Linked DNA regions of Mus musculus: all the other regions are linked to region 1. The links are chromatin loops, found by intact Hi-C in ENCODE. Cell type or tissue: gastrocnemius. All regions are shown on one strand. Links, peaks and the distances in the headings refer to the core of each region. The heading gives the core; the rest is flanking DNA.

Region 1 (6,117 bases), core at 525-5,524:
CTGCAGGAGGCGCCATGTGAATGTGGCCTGAACAGATGACTGGTCTCCAGGGTGCAAGGGCACAACTGGAACTGGGTCAAGAATATGCATGCCTGGTGGATAGATTGGACCCAGAACATTCTGTGGGTGTCTCTGCAACACCTCCAGGCAGGTTTATACTACCTGCCTATCCCGGATAGAAGACTTCAGGCCATCTGTTTGGCCCCTTCAGCCCTGACTGATACACTGGCAGACACAAGGTCAAGGATAGGATCTTTGGCAGAGAAAATGGTCCTCTCCCCTTCTACCTGCTGATACAGAGGTGTGAGGGGGAACAGAACCTGGGTTCTGTCTTCATGCATGAAGGTTCCAGAACTATTATTCAATGCCTCTACACAGGGCATTGAATAAGGAGGGTGTCTGAGTCTGTGTTGTGCCTAACTCTGGTCTGTGGTTCCTGCCCCCCACCCCCACCCCCAAAAATGAGGCAAATCCTTCCAAACTTATCACTCAATGTGTGATAGACAGGAGATGCTGAGGGAGTGCCACTCATTTACAATAATCATCAGATCAAACACTTCACATTCTGCACTGTTTCTGTTTGTACCAGGAGGCAGAACTCGGGACTGGCAGGAAGTAGACACTGGCATTTCTTCTTTATAAGCATGAGAGTCGAAGCTTTCCAGGTTGGAGACGTTCCCAAGAGCCTTCAGCTGGTGGAAACTGAAAAGCAGAGAGCCACTTCCAGCTGGTTCTGCTTGCCAACCCCTCTCTCTGCCCACCCCGTTCTGTCGCTCTCCTATCTGTGTGAGATTTCTACACTACTTCCTCTGACAGCCTGAGGGTCAGATGGGTTCACCGCAGCCCCAGGGCAGACTCACTTATCCAGCAAGCAAAGGTCAGAAAGGGTTCAGATTTCACCCACTTTAGTCCTTTCAAAAGTTAATGCACAATTCATGTGCCAATCCTTACATAACACCCATAACAGGACCTGGGGCAAAATTCTGTAATTAAACGCATCAATATTCAAAGCCCAAGAACGTTCACACGGATAGGTTAAGGTTGACAGCCGAAAGAGTCACAACAACCTTGAGTTGGCTGAGCTGTTTGGGTTTCAGGGTGTCGCTAAGGGATTGAGGAGCTGAGTGTACAAGACAGCTTTACTCCAGCCTGGGGCTCACATATGCTCCCTCTGGCTCTGGGTCATCTCCAGGAGGAACAGAGGTTTCTGCAGCACCCTGACTGGCTGGCTTCATGGCAACCCGGGTGGTTTCCCCTGCATCTGGGTCTTCTGAGTCAGACTACTCATTGTGGTTTGTGCTGACTGTACTCATTCAGGATCGCAGGGAGGGGCAGGCGGATGCTGGTGGTTGGGATGGTCTCAGAAGACAACACCAGCTACTGCAAGGGGGAGAGGCCGAGCAATAGAAACCCAGGCTTGCTGCCACATCAAAACCACCTGCCAGCTTGGTGCTTTCCCTTGGCTTGTCTGTAAAGTTGAGTAAAAAAAAGATTCACTCCTGCAGACAAAGTCCGAGGATGGCACACCTGGAGTGAGGAGGACTCACCTGGAGTGAAGAGGACTCACCTGGAGTGAGGAGAGCTCATCTGGAGTAAGGAAGGAGCACACCTGGAGTGAGGAGGGCACACCTGGGGTGAGAAGGGCACACCTGGAGTGAGGAGGGCTCACCTGGTGTAAGGAGGGGGCACACCTGGGATGAGGAGGGCACACCTGGGGTTCCTGAGGCTGTATCCTTTGAGGCTGTATCCCAGCCTCAGAATCCAAAGTCACCTCCAAACGGAAAAGGGAGCCATCTTGAGTTGAACATTTCACTTGGAATTCCTAAAATTTCCCCACAAGTGGCAAAATCACACCCCAGACCCACTCCTGGGTATTGGATAGAATGGGGCTTAGTGGGGTGGGGGTGGGAGAAGTGAGGCCAGCTGGGGGGAGGAGGAGGACAGTTAAATTTAGGTAGAAAATAAAAACAAGTTGCATCCACGCACCCAAGGACGCGGTTCGATGACTCCACAACCATAGTAAGCATGCAGGTGCAGGAAAGATGGCGTGCTATGAGACCGTGAACACCGTTCTTAGGACTTGGGTTACCTAACCCAGAGGGGCCCCCTCCATGCTCAGGGAAACCAAGCCCAGTGAGCCCTCTCTATGCTCGGCCAGTGGCCAGAAGTCACGCTTCTCTGGGTATACAGCTCCCTGAATGTCACAACTGAATCACATGCTTCTGGAATCTTCTTTGACAACAGTTTAGCACAAAGGATTCTGGGAGTTAGAACCCAGACCAATAACCTGTCCTGTGTCCTGAGCATTCGAAGACCGACTCAGTATTTACATCTACCCCACTCCAAAGCATGCTTATGAAGACACCAAGGGGCAGCTGGGGCTCTCGGGGTTTCACACAGACCAGGCCCAGGGTACACAGATACATCATCCACCCTTTGTCAACCTCCGAGCAGAAAGCTGAGCAGCCCCGAATCGCGGAGGAAGACTGGCTTTTGTTTTTGTTTTTGTTTGTTTGTTTTTTTATAGATGAGGAAAAGAGAAGCCCACGTGGGCAGAACATGTGGAGATTATGCAGATAGGCATTGAGGCTGGAACCCAAGGAAAGGACAGCACCCTGGGGCAAGGCGAACAGTGAGACAGGGAGGGAAGTGCCCAGGACCCATGCTCTACAGGTCACCAGCTAGCAGACAGCCTTGGGATTTAGTTGATGTCTGCTGCCATCAAGTGGTGATTCTATGGCATATCAGCCAAACAGGCTTTTGAGAGACAGTGTCCCACAAGACCAAAATCTAACTTCTTATGACTCTAAGATACTGCCTTCCTCTCCACTCCTGTTTTCTCATGTGCACATGGGATCTCGCAAGGACTGTACAGCAAGCGATGTCTCAGACGAGCAGAAGGGCTTCCAGCTGCCTTCTATGCATTCACTACAGAGGAGTAAACTCTCTGCCTATCTAGGAGCACACAGTGGGAGATCCTGACTGGCCTCTGAACACACCACTCTTCCAACCCAACTGTGCAGCCAAGGCAGGCACCAGGGCACGCCTACACGACATATCCTGGAATGGGATAGAGGAAGTACTCTGGGTCCATCTCGGCATCCTGTAACACACCAGGAGCATCTCCTTGCCAGCACCCTCAGTACCTGCCCGTGGTGCTGTGGTGGGAATGAAGCCAGCCTCTTCCTGTTAGAGTCTAGTAAACTAGAATGAAAACTCTGCTGGGGCTCCTCCGCTCTTACCCCTGGAGACAGTGCCTGCAACACAGCAGGTGCTCAACACACGTGTGATGACTAAGTCACCAGGGGCTCCATAGCCTTGGGTTCAGAGCTGCCCAGGGGAGGGGGCTTTGAACTCCAAGAGCTGTGGAGGATGGATGTGGAGAGAGCACTGTGAGGAAACACCTGTGATCTACACAGGGGAGAGTGGCTATGTCAGCCTCTGGGGTGGGGTGGGGTGGGGGAGGCAGCTGTGATTTGGTGCTCGGTCTAGATCACATAGAGGTGGTGGATCCCCCTACTACCTCTTCCTTGGGGCAAACCAAGGAAAATCTTTTTTTAAAAAGATTTATTTCTTTTATGTATGGGAGTACACTGTCGCTATCTTCAGACACAGCAGAAGAGGGCGTCAGATTTCATTACAGATGGTTGTGAGCCACGATGTGGTTGCTGGGAATCGAACTCAGGACCTCTGGAAGAGCAGATGGTGCTCTTAACCACTGAGTCATCTCTCCAGCCCCCAAGGAAGATCTTAAAGGCTTGTTTACATGGCTGTGAGGACAGTTCCTCACTGGGGTATAAGATCACCCTGGACCACATTTCTGCGTGGCTGGTGGTGGCTGCCCAGGTGACAGTGTTGGGCAGGACTCTGAAGCCACATCCAGCCGTGTGTGCTGAGAGGGGTTTGGGGGGTGCGGTAGGTGTGGCTGCTGCAAGCACACATGTGGACGCATGCCACACAATAGCAGTGCTACCTCCTAGGTGGTTCCCAAAGGAGGTAAGACAGATGCACGACGTCACACTGGAAAGCAGACTGTGCCTTTTATTATGATTTCCACATAAAAGTCATGTCCACAGAACACCCACCCCTGCAAGCTCTGGCTGTCACCTGCCACGCAACGACACCATCACATGACACTGCTCAGGCTTGGGAGAGAATCTTTGGATATTCCTATCCTATATGTTCTTTTCTAGACACCGAGCCCTCCCTCTCAATCTCGAGGACCGGGAAGAAAATGACACACACTGGTTTCTCTCTGGGATGGCAACATCTCCACAGACCTAAACTGGATAGAGAGGAAGGTGACCAAGATCTCTCAGAAGCCAGGGAGAGAGCTCTGCATGTCACACAGAAACAACCCAAGGGGCTTACGGTGCTTTTATTTGGGAGCGCAAGTCTATGCTGGGTTTTCATCATCCGTGGGCACAGAATGTCTTGCCTGTTTTTCTCAGGTGCTAATCCAGAGCTGAAAGAGATGGTGGCTGCCTGGTCCATGGTCTGCTGCTTCCTTCCATCATTAGACTGGGGAGAGAAACAGTCTGCAATCATGGAGGGAGGGAGTCCAAGCTCAGGATGATGGCTGTGGCCCACCTGGCACTGGGCAGAGATGGCTGGGTCTTCCTACTCTCCAGTAATTTGTTCTTGCTGGTTCTACAGGTGTTGTCAGCATCTGCCTCGGGATGAGGTCTGTTCAGATTACAGTAGCCCTGAGAGGAGAGGGGCCACATAACGAGTTCTCTTTTTTCAGCCAGCAGGATCTAGGCTTGGACAACCCACCCGGAGATGGCTCTCATGCCACAGAGATGCGGTAGTGATCACCACGTGCTGCAGTCAGTCAGGAAGGCTGTGTGGGATTGCTTGTAAATGTTCAAACAAGGGGTCACGGGAAGAGCGCATCTCCTTTCTTTGGTTATGAAGCTCCTTGTAAACAGAAAGCAAGCTCCCAGGTTTAGAGGATACACATCAGGGCAGAGTATAGCACAGCTCCGTTCTAGGAAGGGATCTGCTACCAGGATCCTGAAAGGGCATGGACTGATAACACAGGACTCATGAGGAAACCTAAGGATGGTTTATGAGTGACTGGGACCCTCTTCCTCAAGCCATCCCCATGACAACGAACTACCCCATACAGGGCTGACCACTGAGCTTCACGGCTCTGCTATGAGTAGCATGGAAGGACACAGAACTAGGGATGGACAGGAAGGAAGGTGCCATCTCCCCGAGACTCTAGGGAGTCCTCTATCCCAGGTATGTATTTGGAAACAATTTTTATTGACCCTATGCCTGGGACTTTGGAGACCGTCCCCATCCCACCATTTCTTAGGGTCTCCAATGAGTGTTCCAAGGTCATCTGAGATACACCATCTCCTCCATTTTGGGGACTAGGTGAGGAGGGCGGCGTTGCTGTTCACATCTTCAAAGAGTTCACATTTGTGCTGCAGACGGTGGCCTGTTCCAAACCTTTGTAAGTTAAAGCTCAGGCTTGCTGGCAGGCCTGGTGTCCGTGGCTCCTGGTTAGAACAGGATGTTAAACACCTTGTTCAAGGCTGTGCTGCTAGCTGGGCGGTGGTGGCGCACGCCTTTAATCCCAGCACTTGGGAGGCAGAGGCAGGCAGATTTCTGAGTTCGAATCCAGCCTGGTCTACAGAGTGAGTTCCAGGACAGGCAGGGCTACAGAGAGAAACCATGTCGGGGACGGGGGGGGGGGGATGGGGGGGGATGGGGGGGGATGGGGGGGGATGGGGGGGATGGGGGGGGATGGGGGGGATGGGGGGGGATGGGGGGGATGGGGGGGATGGGGGGGATGGGGGGGATGGGGGGGATGGGGGGGGAGACTATGCTGCTGGGTCACTCTGTCCCACTTGAGACAGTCTCTTCCAGCTCTCACTGCTGCTGCTTAGAGGGTTTATTTTGTTTTGGTTTTGTATTTTTTTCCTAAGGAGACGGGTTTCCCAACCCTTTGCAAGGGAGAGGACATTCAGAAAGGAAAGCTTCCAGCTGGCGTGGATACCGTGCCTCAAATGCCACGAGTTGGCTCTCTAGAAACTTCCTCCAGCCACCTTAAAGAGCCAGTCCTCAGGGTGGCCAAGAGTGGCCTGGTGTGACAACAAGGACAAG
Region 2 (6,117 bases), core at 684-5,683, 290 kb before region 1:
ACCTCTGACTCACTAATTTTCCCATGCCCAGACCTGAGTGAGCACAGGAAGTGGCTCCTTGGATCACTTTAATGATCACAGAGAACAGAGCCCCGGGGTTTCAGCTCTGAACCAATCAATCACAGAAAGGCACCAGCAAAGTGGATCCCTTAACGCCTTCCCTATCTACAGAGCTAAATTAGCTGTCCCCAAGCCCGGGAGCCCTCTATCAGAGCGTTACTGGTTTCTCAGGATCACATGCAGACAAGTGTGTCACTGTCTGTCACCAGCAGTATGAATAGCATGAATATTCTGTGCTTTAGAAAAGGCCATGTATCTCATGGTAGTTCTCCTCCAGGGATGCAGATGAATTTGATGTTCTGAGACGCCCGAGATGGTCTGTCTCGGAGCACAGTGCAGAGCCGCATGATCTAACTTGGACTGAGGCTTCAGGGAGAGGGAGGAAAGGATGGCGCTTCCCGGAACTGAGCACAGGTTCTCAGAGCGGCTCACAAACAGCTGGCATAAATGCTGCTGACCACACAGTCTGCCTCCTGCCCAAACCAAGGCGACTTGTCCTGAGGTTAAACAAAGGCCCACGCGGGGAAGGGGATGCAGGGGGAGGGGCACACTTCCGGAGGAAACAGGAGGAGCGCACAGACATATGAGAATCATATGTGAATCAGGATTTTTGTTGCTGTGACAGCATGACCAAAACTACTCAAGGAAGAGTTTGTTTTAGCTTCTGGTTGCAGAGGGGGCTGGACTCCATGATAGCAGGGAAGGCGTGGGCTGACGGCAAGGAGCAGGAAGCCAGCAGGTCGGTCCAACGAATAGGAAGTGGAGCTGGCTAGGAACCTGCAAGGTTGCCCCTCCCAACGCTTCCATCACCTCCCCGGAGCTCCTCCAGGGGATCGAGTGGTCTATAAGCCTATCAGAAGCATTTCTCATTTCAGCACGACACTAAGTGTCCTAAGTCTGCACCGAGCTATTGTGCCCAGCTATCCACAGGTCAGCTCTACAGAGAGACAGGAAGTATATCCAAGTCCATGGCGTGTAACCGACACCTCGCTGTTTCACCACAACAGAGACAAGGACCGGTAATTGAGAGTGAATATGTGACTGCTGAGCCCCAGCAAACACCCAGGAGGGAGGAGAGGAGGAAGGCAGGCAGGCAGGACAGGCGGCAGCACAGGCAGCTTGAGGATGTTCAGAATAGACGCTGAGCTTCATCTTTGTGACTGTCATTGGCGGTCACAACGAAAACCATTGAGCAAGAGGAAGCACCACACAGTGTCTGAGCATCCAGGCCAGGGGCACAAGGAGCACTGGCACAAAACAGAGGAGCCCGAGTTTATGTGACCTCTGGAAAGTCCTACCCGAGGAGTGGGCGCCAGTGCGGAGTCCCGGTTAAAAACTGAACACTGTTCTGGGGCAGAAGTTCTACTGTCGTGAACTCTAACGCCTCCCGTGGCTGCTGCTCTATCAGTTTTACGAAGTGTGGATGGCTTCTCAAGAAAGAGGAGAGTGGTTGTGCTGGCTGAACTGTTGGATTTATGGCTTCAAAGATAACACATTTTTCCTTTCTCAAATCCCACGAATCCCTTTGCGCATGCGTGCCTGGACTAGCCATGTGACCCACATTAGCCAATAAGACACTAGCAAACATAGCCCAAGCAATAGTTTGATGATGAATTTGATGATGATGAGTTTGTCACTGGGGCTTGCCTTCCAGAAGACAAGTGCCATGTTGTAAATAAGTTCCCATGCTTCATTGAGAAGGAACACATAGCTGGAGAGATGGCTCAGCGGTTAAGTGTACTGACTGTTCTTCTAAAGGTCCCGAGTTCAATTCCCAGCAACCACATGGTGGCTCACAACCATCTGTAATAGAATGTGATGCCCTCTTCTGGTGAGTCTGAAGAGAGCAACTGTACTTACATACATAAAATAAATAAATCTTTTTGAGAGAGAGAGGGGGGGCAGGATGGGGGGACACATAGAGAGAAAATTCAGAGGACCAGTGGCTTCTCACACTTCCCAGGCTAGCTGGTTCCCCCAGCAGAGAGCCGCCCACAAGTGATTCAGAGAATAGAAGAGCCACCCGGCTGAGCCTTGCCAGCCACAGGATCCTGAAAAATAACATTTGCCTGGGCCTGGAGAGATGCATCCGTGGTTAGCAGTGCACACTGCTCTTGCAGAGAGCCCAGGTTCCGTTTCCAGCACCCCATCAGAGGGCTTACAAACACTTCATTCCATGCCTGGTTATCAGGTTGCCTGAGGGGAGGGCAGCGAGGAAGGGACGGGACCGGGATCCGGGCCCAGTGCTCTCGGCAGGCCAGAGTAGGACTGATGTAGTTTCAGAAAGAGGGTTAGAAAGTAAGCATGTAGCAAAGACAAAAGAAGAGCTAGGCAGGATGGCTCAGCCCATCACCCTTCACCCTCACACCCAGGACATTGCTAATGGCATAAGAAAGGGGCCAAACACATGGACATGTAGCTGGAGTAGCCGTATGTGTATTTTCTCTTCCCTTGTCAGGAGTGAAGAAAGGTCATTTATCCCCTAGGACACCGGATGGGTCCATACAATCTTCAAGCCAGGATATCAGGGCTGCACAATCAAGACAGACAACCCACCAGGAGAGAAAAACAAGCTTCCAAGGTGTCCTGGCACCTACCCACTGGGAGAGGTCAGGTCTTCATCGCTGCTGCTGAGGTGGCAGGCTGGCTGGGGTGGGGTCTACATCTCTCCCCTCCCTGACACAACTAATAGGGAAGAGAGGTGGGGCGGGGCGAGGGGGGGCTCCTCAGACTGGAGACTCATCTGCTCTCTCTCCTCCTCTGTGGGACTGAAGCACGAAGCTCTACTTCACACAGGAGCTGTGTCGTTAAAGAGCATTCATGATTAGGGCAGGTAATTCACTCTTTAATCTCCCTCCAGCCCACTGAGACCCTCCCCGACGGGTTCCCACTTCTGTTTTCATCCCCACCCTCCACAGTGGGAATTCCTTAAAGCAACCCTGACACTTTTTGTCTCATCCCGCCCCCCTTTCCAAGCTGGCCTGGGGTGGGGGGGTGGGGGGCTCTTCTGTTGCCTTCCCCATCTGCAAGGATAGCTCTGAGCAAAGGTTCCAACAGGGACCAGAGAGAGACTATTTGGTAGTGTGGCTAGGTGTGAAAAGCCCCCAACCCCTGGGCCAACCTTCTTAATGGCCAGAAGAGAGAAGACTTCGCCCCACTACTAAATAACAAGTTTCCACTGGTCCTGTGCCCTCTCAGTGGGTGCAGAGGATAAAGGATTGTTGTTCTTCACGTTCAACTGTCTCTGGCATCATCAGCGAGACTCTTTCCCACAGCCCACAGCCCCTGCCAGTCTCTGCCTTCTGCATATTGGCAAGGGCAGGAGGAAGAGGCACAGATGGGGCAATTAAGGAATGGGGACCCTAGAGGCAGGAGGGAAGTGGCAAAGCAAATCGCTTTAGCTGCTCGGGTGTGTGCTGTTTCCTTAAAATATGATTTTCATCAAAAAGCAGACCACAGGCACTGATTTCCAAAAATCCCTAGTTCTCAAAGAAAAAAGGAAATCCGAATCCACCCACTCTGAGATAGTCTGTGGAAGTATTTGCTCACGGTTATCTTTGCATATTATATAAATCTTAGTCCATGAGACAATTGGCTACGAGATGTAAGGTTCTTTTCTTTCTATTAGCCGATCTCTGGCAGAAGCCCCAATCCCTACTCCATTTCTGAGGAGCAGACATCTCAGCCGAGCTCAGAGTGTCCACCCCTCCCCCCACCAGCGCTACACCAGCCAGGGGTCTGACCCACTAGGCAGAGGACCTCCCGCTCACAAACCCCTCTTAGTGTACCTCTATGCACATGTTACCTAGAGGTCACCCCGACAAGCCACTGCTACAGGAGCCCCACATGGAACATAACTCAAAGCACTGCTGGCCTCTTCCATTCTTCCCCAGGCACTTCGGAGCTAGAGGCTGCAACTAAAGCCTCTGCGTACTCAGGTAAATATACAGAATGATCCCAATCCCTCACACCTGGAGGGGCGGGGGCAGGGCGCCAGCCATATTCTGAGGACTTCTGCACCCTTACAGATCTGTCTAGAAAACATTCTCTCTCTCTCTCTCTCTCTCTCTCTCTCTCTCTCTCTCTCTCTCTCTCTCTCTCTCTCTCTCTCTCTCTGGGTGTGTGTGTGTGTGTGTGTGTGTTCTCCTTTCTAAGTCAGAGAACTCTCTGCCCCCTCACAGACCAACCCTATCTTCTTTCTATGTAGGATCCCCGGGACCTGGGGGATAGTTCCTAACTTCAGGGATGGACATTTTTGCTGTCATTCAAGGCTGTCCCAAAAGCATTGTGCACAAGATAAAAAGTAACATGCAAAAAGGCAGGGTTGAAGCAAGACACCAAAGAGAAGGGCTGCTAGCTAGACCCCTGCCCTTCCTTGCTCTGGATGCTGTGAACCTCCCCTAGACAGTTGAAACACAAAAGCTAACATTTGATCTTGTCCCTGAGTGTTACAATGTTGCCCCTTCCCTCTCACAGTTGACTTTGAGCAGTCTGACTGCCTTTTGGAAGAATCTTGGGTGTAAGCAAATGCGCATGCCCTGTACTCCCATAACACACACATCACATCACATCACGTCACGTCACGTCACGTCACATCACATCACATCACATCTATAGCTCCAAATACTAGGTTTGAATCTTGAGGACTAGGAAATCAGAGCCCCCCGGAAAGAAGGAACCTAGTTAAAGAGCTGCCTCCATAAGATTGACCTGTGAGCTTGTCTTTGGGGTATTTTCTTGATTAATGATTGATGTGGGCAGGCTCAGCCCACTCTGAGTGGTGTCACACCTTGGCAGGTTGGCCTGAGCTGTTTAATAAAGCAGGCTGAGTAAGCCATGGGGAGCCAGCCAGTAAGCAGGACCCCTCCACAGCCCCTGCTTCAGTCCCTGTTTTAGTTTCCCTCAATGAATCATAATCCACAAGCCAAATAAACCCTTTCCTGTTTTGGGTCAGTGTTAATCACAGCCACAGAAAGCAAACTAAGACAGAGACCATTAGCTTTTAAAAGCACAAGTGATTGTGATGTGAATCAGAAGAGGTCCCGGGAGGAGACACTGAGACCAAGCTGATGAATACTGCCCCGGCCCTTTGGGTTGCTCAGAAGACCTGCAGAACACCGCTATTCTCGCCAGAGTGGGTGATCAGGAACAAGAGACTCAGGCTGGATGATGGCTTGGCATGTCTTGAATGCCCTTCACTTGCTCGGGTATCTTCTTGGATGCCACAGCTCCCCACTGAAACTCGGCACCATCTACAAGGAGTGTGATCCGAAAGGCTTTTCCCAAGAAGCAGCCCCCTCTCTAACTGGGTGACGCCACCCACATCTTCCACGCCCCAGACAAGGCTACCCATCCTTCTCTGGACAGGAGTGGGAGAAGTTCTTTCCCCAGCAGAGCGGGGATACAGGGAATCAAAGCTGACTCCCAGGGAAGAGCCCCCAGGACGGAGATGCCTGAGTGTCCTCGCTGGAAGCTGAGAGGACAAGATGCCCTCATCACAAAATGGCACTGCTGATGGAGCTTCAGATTTAGATTTGAAATGCCACTTAAAGGACAGCTTCTCACTCCAACGTCTCCACACTCCGTCACGAGTCAGGCCATGGGCCTGCGTGTCCCTCTCTCCCTCCCTGCCAAGGCTAACAGGAAAAGCACTCCTCAGGTCTCCTGCATGGTTGCCTGGTCAGGGGACCTTTTTCTGCCCCTACCCATAGCTACAATCCCCAGAGCAGCTCACTATGACCTGCAGCTTTCCTTGGGAAAGGACAGTACTGTCCCCATGGCAGAGGGGAAATTTTAAAAAGGGGGGGGGGCGAGTAAGAGCTGGCCTTCTCAGACTAAGGTGCCAGGAAAGGGTTGGCTGGAGCAGTGGGTCACTGGCCACTTATAAAACAAGAGAATAAATCCTCATCCAGTCACCCTCGCCATCCCAGGGGGGACAAGCTCCAAGACGTCTCAGATACCCACATTCTTGAATACCCAAGTCCTTGTATAAAACGGAACATTATTTGCATGTGATTTGCAGCACACTATCCTGTAGTTTATTTATAATCCTAATTC
Region 3 (6,117 bases), core at 684-5,683, 150 kb before region 1:
GACCCCTTCCCGGTTGAGGATCTCCATGAGTCCTGCAGACTGGATGGCGGCCACCAGCATGCTACAGACAAACACAAAGAAAATGACAGCTCACTCTCCATGCCCTCTCCACCCAGAGGGAAGGTCTATTGTCACCTCCTCACTAGGCATCAATGTCATAAGCAGAACCAACGGCCAGAGGGGATGAAGGAAGAGAAAAGGGGAGAATTGGTATGGCCGACCCAGAGATGGGCGGAGTCGGTGTCTGCTAAGCATGTGATCCTGGTAAGCAGAGGACCAGCCTCCCAGTCCGTGGGCAGGTGACTCAAGTGGGCACTAAGGAAACTCCTGGCTTGACAGCACTCATTGGAGAACTACCAAGTTGGAAGTAGAGGGATCAGGGCAAGAGAGTAAAGTGACCTGGTGGCTTCAGTTGGTGCAGAAAGAGAACGATATAGTGTGTCCTTAAAGCCCCTTAGCTCCCTGAGGACTTTCTAGTGTGATGATATCCTTGTGTTTTAGTATTACAATGATCCCTCCCCCTTTCTGCGGGTATGAGAATTGTATCGACTGCAGGAGCCCTGCTTCCCAAATTAAGGTGTCAAGGACACCCTTACCCTCTCCATATCCTAACCATGGATGATCACACCAGTGTGTCACCAGAATTAGGTTACCTCTTGGGAAGTAGGGTAAAAGAGCTGAGGCCCAGCATGACCCTTTGGTAGAAGCCTGGCCCCGTGATGAGATCGATTACCTAAAACGATTGTCTCCCTTCAGGACATCCATAACTGTCCCCATTGGGGGTGTCAACATCCGGTCCATGGTGAACAGGGTCCCAAACCGTCCCCTCTTATCATGGGCAGCAATGCAGCTGTTTTCAATGCAGAGGCTCTGCACCAAAGAGGGGCAAAGAAAGGGAGATGGTTATCTTCTCAGGCAGGGCCCTCCAGACTTGTTCAGGGCCAGCAGTGATGGCATCATACACAGAGGTTTCCTCAGGGAAGGGTGGGGCAGAGGGGCTCTGGTAAAATCACACAGGGACTCTGTGACAAGGTCAGTCTCACAAGAGGTCTATTGACAGAGATCAAATAGACAGACTAGTCAACTGGTTGATTTAACCAGTGATGAGTTCATGACTGGTTGATTTTATCAGCCGTTGGACATCTTTGGCTAAATGGTCCTGTTTGTCCCAGACCAAGACCAACACCATGCTGACCATATGGGAAGGTCTTGGACCAAGGAGAGCTTAGCTTTACAGGGGCAAGCCTAGAAAGACTCCAAGTTTCTGCCCCACTCCCCCCTGTTCATCCTGCTGAGTCCCAGGCAGCCTCCCCACTCAGCAACTGAGCTAGGGCTGAGCCTTAGTTTCCAACCTGCAGGAAAGGAAGTGTCACCCAGAATCCTGAACACTTTCCAGAAACCGCTTCCTCTTTTTGAAAGCCAGTTCTTACATAAGCTCCTGGCTCTTGAGTGCCGCAGTCTCCGCAGTCTCCATTTTATATATATATATATATAAACAATACATGCCAAAGACGGGGTGTGAATCAGGACCTAGAGCTACTTACATTTCGATAAACAAAGACTCGCAGCTTTTTGCCACCCAGCGTGTCCAGTGTCTGTCCAGAGTACAGATACTTGGAGGCCAACTGTTCTTTGACCATGTGGTTCAGAAGCAAAGTCTTCATCTGGGCGTCGATGCGAGGGACACCATCTGCAAGTGAAGGGATGGACAGATCCAGGGAGACAGGTTCCGGAGATAAGGTGTGTGATGAGAGACACACGTGCAAGAGAGCCTGCCCATCTCTCCGTGGTTTGGAAATGGAGACAGAAAGTAAGGGTGGCTGTCAAAACCCCTTAACATTCAGCAACTATTAGAGAAAAGAATAGGTGCAGCTACTGAGCATGCTTGTCATTTTGCTCTCAGAAGGAGGAGACTTTCTCCATGTCCCCATAACAGCACCTCAGCTGACCCCAGCCCATATACATCAGTGTTGACCCTGCAAACCAAAAGCCGAGGGCTGCTCCACTCTCCTGGCAGAGGCAAAGTATTGAGCTCTGAGGAAAAGATCCCCCGCCCCAATACATTCTTGGCTGGTTCAGATAAACAACGGGTAGTCCAAAGTTCCTGATAGAATCACATCTGCTTTGGACTATGGTAGGCGGAAGGTTCCAAGGCTGTTGTAAATCAGGGCAGGGCTGTAGGGTTGGGGCAGCTGTCCCAGAGACAACAGAACAGCAGGGTGCTTTTCCCCACATTACCTTTGAACACAGAATTCAGGGGGGCCAGGAAGGTCAACTGTTCTTTCCCAGAGAGATGAGTATCGAGGCCAGCTTGTTTGAGGATGTCAATGGCAGTGGAGACGTCAGATTCCCCAGCCAGCTCAAGCAGTGTCTTGGCTACAGGAAGAAGAAATGGAGCCCAAAAGGTAACGGGAGGTGTGACTATGTCACGGTCCAGAGTGGGACAGACATCTGCACGAACTTCATCTTGTTAGTCACCAGCCTTCTAAACACAAAGGAGCCAAGCATGTCCCTGTCATCAGAAAACCTAATCTGCAGGGAGGTAGGTGACAGTCACTTGGCAGTTGACAGCACTCTCCCCAGGTCCCAGATTGGCTTGGCCAGGACCTGTTTGACTCTGGAGAGGAGCCAACATGACCTGTGCCACTGTTTCAGAAGATACTCCCACAGGAAGAGATCGCTCTTTCCTGGGAGAGTTCTATGCTCAGGTTGACTAGAAACCAAAGTCCATCCCATCATCTTTCCTGGGTCGGTGGCCTCGGATGGCCTAAGGAAAGCAAATGCTGTGACATTAGTGATGGCCCTTTGTGCCTAACCACAGCATGCAAGACCAGAAAGGGTTCTAAGATGGTGTCTTCTGGTTACCTCAAGACAGTGTCCTGTGCCTAGACTCCATACTGGAAGCATAAGATTTCTTATTTCCTACAGAACTTCAGGTTCACAGAAGGTACAGGGCTGTGTGCTGCCCCAAGGGCAAGAAGTGGCCCAAAAGACTGCTGATTATGCCTGTCTCTGTCACCAGGATTCCAGAAGGGACAGGAAACTGGGAAGGATAGAGCCCCTCACTCCCACCCCGGAGGCCTACTTACCTGAATCTGGGATAAGCAGCTCATCAATGAAATGAATGACACCGTTGGTGGCCAGGATGTCTTTGTTGGAGATGACAGCCTTCCCGTTGATGGTGAGCTTGTCCCCACTGCAGCCCACCTCCAGTGTGGTGCCCCCCAGGGTCTCCATGGACATTCCAGCTACAATGGCCTCAGCACACATGGCTGACTTCAGGATGTGGTTGTTTAGCAGGTCTGTGGCAGAAGAGGATACAGGTCTAGAGCCTGCTGTGGCTGGATGTAGGTGCTAGTTCCCAGCCTGCCCATGGCTGAGAATTTTGCTAGAGTACCACAGGGCCCACATCCCCATCTCTTGCCTACCACCAACTAAAACCACTGTGACACTGTGGTTAGACTGCCCAAGTTTGAATCCCATAACTGCTGACCAGCTGTGGGATCCTGGGCCAGCTACTTAGCCTCCTCAACCTGAAATGAAAACCTCTTCTCAACAGAGAAACTGTTGGTATAGACCCCAACCCTCTTCCTTCAGGACTGTAGCTATAGCAGTAGAGGGCAGTCCCCTGCTGTGAGCAAACTGGTCATTGCCTAGCAGTAGCAGGTATTCAAAAGGCCTCTCATAATGAGTTCTGATATCAATGAATATAAAAATCTTTGTGCTCTGTACAAAAGATCTTTCAATGCATTTATGGTTTGGGTGCTGTATGTTAAAGTCTTGCCCCAACCCCAGGGTGGTGCTATTGGGAAGTAGTGACAACGTTAAAAGGTAGAGTTAGTGTGGGGCCTTTAGGCCATTTAGTGCCCACCCCCTAAAGCCACAGGTTTGAAAGCCGTGGGGCCAGGTGATTATGAAATAACATGTCTATGACTGTGAGCCAAATGAAACCTTTCCTCTTCCTAATCTGGTTACTTCCGGTACATGTGCTGTGATGCTGCCTGCACCTCTTCCAGGAAGCTTCCTAGCCCTTGAGGCTGTAGACCCCAACCCTGCCCACCCCATCAGTGAACCAATCGTATCATCTCAACAGCCTGTTTTGAAGCCTGCTGCCCATCAGGCTTCAACTTCCTGGAAGACACAATGTGGCACCCGGGCTCCCGGCCCGGAACAGGCATTTTTGAAGGACCGCTCTCATCTAGGCACAGATGCCATCTGTGCTTTCTGAAGGGTCTCTTTCTCCCCATGTCTGGGAAGGGTCTCTGTAACCCATCAGGCATCATACCTGGCACACAGCCAAGGTAGCTTTAAACAATGTCACACTTAGTGACATTTAGGAGGAAGAATGTAAGTGGGCTGTACAGGGTCTAAGGGTTCACTAGGCAGCTTAGTACTTAGCGATCCTTCAGAAGTTCTAGAATTAAAGGGGGTGAAGAGAAAGAAGGGTGGGCCCCCTCCTAATCTACTGTCTATGCTGAACTTAGGAGCTGAAAGATGGAACCAGCAATGGAAATCAACTGACCATTGATTGCTCTGGCCAGACATAGGAAGATATAGAAGGTTACCATAATGATCCCGCTTGCTGGATGTGATCGCCAGCCACCCACCCCTGATTCGTCCAAGCTCTTGAAGCTTTCACACATCCACCTGCCTGTTTTGGCCACTAAGGTTTTGTTTCCTTAATTTGACCAGGGTCAGCTAGGGACTCCTAGCACTGTCTCTGCTTGGCTTCTACTAAGACATGGCCATTGGGAGTTAACATAAGCCAGGGTTTTAGGGGACATCCTGAAACGTGTGGCATTAGCGGAGGCCAGGGCTCACTTGAGCTGCTCCAATGAGGCAGCAAGGAGCTGAGGGTCCTCACCTCTCAGTGCCTCTGGGTCACCCAGGATGCGGTTCAAGGTCTCGGCAGGGATCTTCTCAAAGGCCTCGTTGGTTGGGGCCAAGAGTGTGAACTGGCCGTCGCCCTCCAGCACGGTATTGAGTCCTGATGCAGCCACGGCGGCCTGTGTAGGGAAGGGAGAATAAAACCTTCCTAGGCTCACCTGGCAAGACGCACACACCCTGGCTATGCCTCCCCAGGGGACACGAGACACTTAGAGGAATCCCAAGTGAGAGAGAAGCCTGGCTGAAGGTCTATCTTACCACGGCCTCCATGGGCCCTGACCTGTGTTCCAGCTGAGCTGACCATCTTTCAAGTGTGGATAACTTCACTCCTCCCTGACTCTGGGCCTCTCTCCCTGTAGCTCCCCCTGCCTCTCTTCCTCTTTCTTTTCTTCTTAGACTCCTGTTCCTTCAAACCTTGACCAAAATGCCACTCCTCTTGGCACAGATCCCCAGATGAAAGTCACCCTGACTGTCATGTCTCCCAGCTGTAATCCCACGGTTAGCAGAGTCCTTATGAACGATTATACAGTGTGGATATATTACATGCCTCAGGGCTACATGGCATCTAGAACAATATCCTAACAGGCCAAGGTGCTTCTCAACGCTCCCCAATAGAGAGGCTCCTCCTGGTTAATAGGGCCTGCAGGATACTCAGTCCACAGGCTTCCTCCATGCTCCCTTAGAGGAGCAAAGCATCTGCAGTGGGGTGGAGCAACATAAGCTGTTCTCTTCCTTCATTTTTCCCTGGCCATCGCTCCTGGGCTACACTGTCAATCATTCTTCTGCTCACTCCCCCTCCCCCAAGCTCATCTCGCTGTCCTTCCTTGCACAAGTCTCATCCGTCTTCCCAGAAAGAATGGTAGCCACTTTGTTCACTCTGACCCCTGGCACCTAGACTTGGAGAGTGATGCGGTTTAAGAAGCATGTGTTCAAAGGGGGGAAAAATGGGTATCAGGGAGGGTCAAAGCAGAATCAAAAAGAGGACATTTTCTTCCTATCATTTCCAACTGTAAGGGCAAGCCCCTCAATAGGAAGGACTCTGTGCTGAAAATAGGAAAGTCTGTGCTGTCAGCTTTGGGGTAACATTCCCTTGCAGACCCAGAGAAAGGCAGGGAAAAGCACCTCAAAAGCCAGTCTCCCTGGGGGTCTCTGAGCCAGCTAAGAGAGCTCCCCAAACACCACAGCCCCTCTGTGCTCATGCCAGAGTGTTTGTCTCTGTGTTGGCGATCT

The links. Hi-C counts contacts between places; a loop is a spot of excess contacts. Peaks named below come from ENCODE experiments on the same cell type or tissue, not always from the same donor. Only the 100,000 strongest peaks of a DNase experiment are listed, where the experiment ranks them.
Region 2: a loop joins it to region 1, with 4 times the contacts of the local background. A loop is called at or near these places in 21 of 42 quality-filtered maps.
Region 3: a loop joins it to region 1, with 2.9 times the contacts of the local background. A loop is called at or near these places in 13 of 42 quality-filtered maps.

The regions. Positions count from the first base shown.
Region 1 is chr13:56,472,138-56,478,254 of GRCm38, reverse strand. It overlaps Slc25a48 (solute carrier family 25, member 48), which reads right to left. Exons shown (of 8, transcript NM_177809.4): 8 at 5,892-6,117. Among named protein-coding and RNA genes, the nearest start is that of Il9, 7.1 kb to the left of the region's middle. In gastrocnemius, for the core only: a CTCF peak has its summit at 2,732 (motif pointing left); DNase peaks (open chromatin) are centred at 722, 1,617, 2,695 and 3,191; H3K4me3 peaks cover 246 bases.
Region 2 is chr13:56,760,279-56,766,395 of GRCm38, reverse strand. It overlaps Gm52066 (a long non-coding RNA gene), which reads left to right and starts at 628. Exons shown (of 3, transcript XR_003950712.1): 1 at 628-1,079; 2 at 2,519-2,669; 3 at 3,954-4,079. In gastrocnemius, for the core only: no CTCF peak of the experiment used is centred there; DNase peaks (open chromatin) are centred at 3,354 and 3,765; H3K4me3 peaks cover 549 bases.
Region 3 is chr13:56,626,803-56,632,919 of GRCm38, reverse strand. Tgfbi (transforming growth factor, beta induced) reads right to left here. Exons shown (of 17, transcript NM_009369.5): 7 at 4,865-5,006; 8 at 3,090-3,302; 9 at 2,239-2,376; 10 at 1,545-1,690; 11 at 734-870; 12 at 1-61. Among named protein-coding and RNA genes, the nearest start is that of Tgfbi, 20 kb to the right of the region's middle. In gastrocnemius, for the core only: no CTCF peak of the experiment used is centred there; a DNase peak (open chromatin) is centred at 2,595.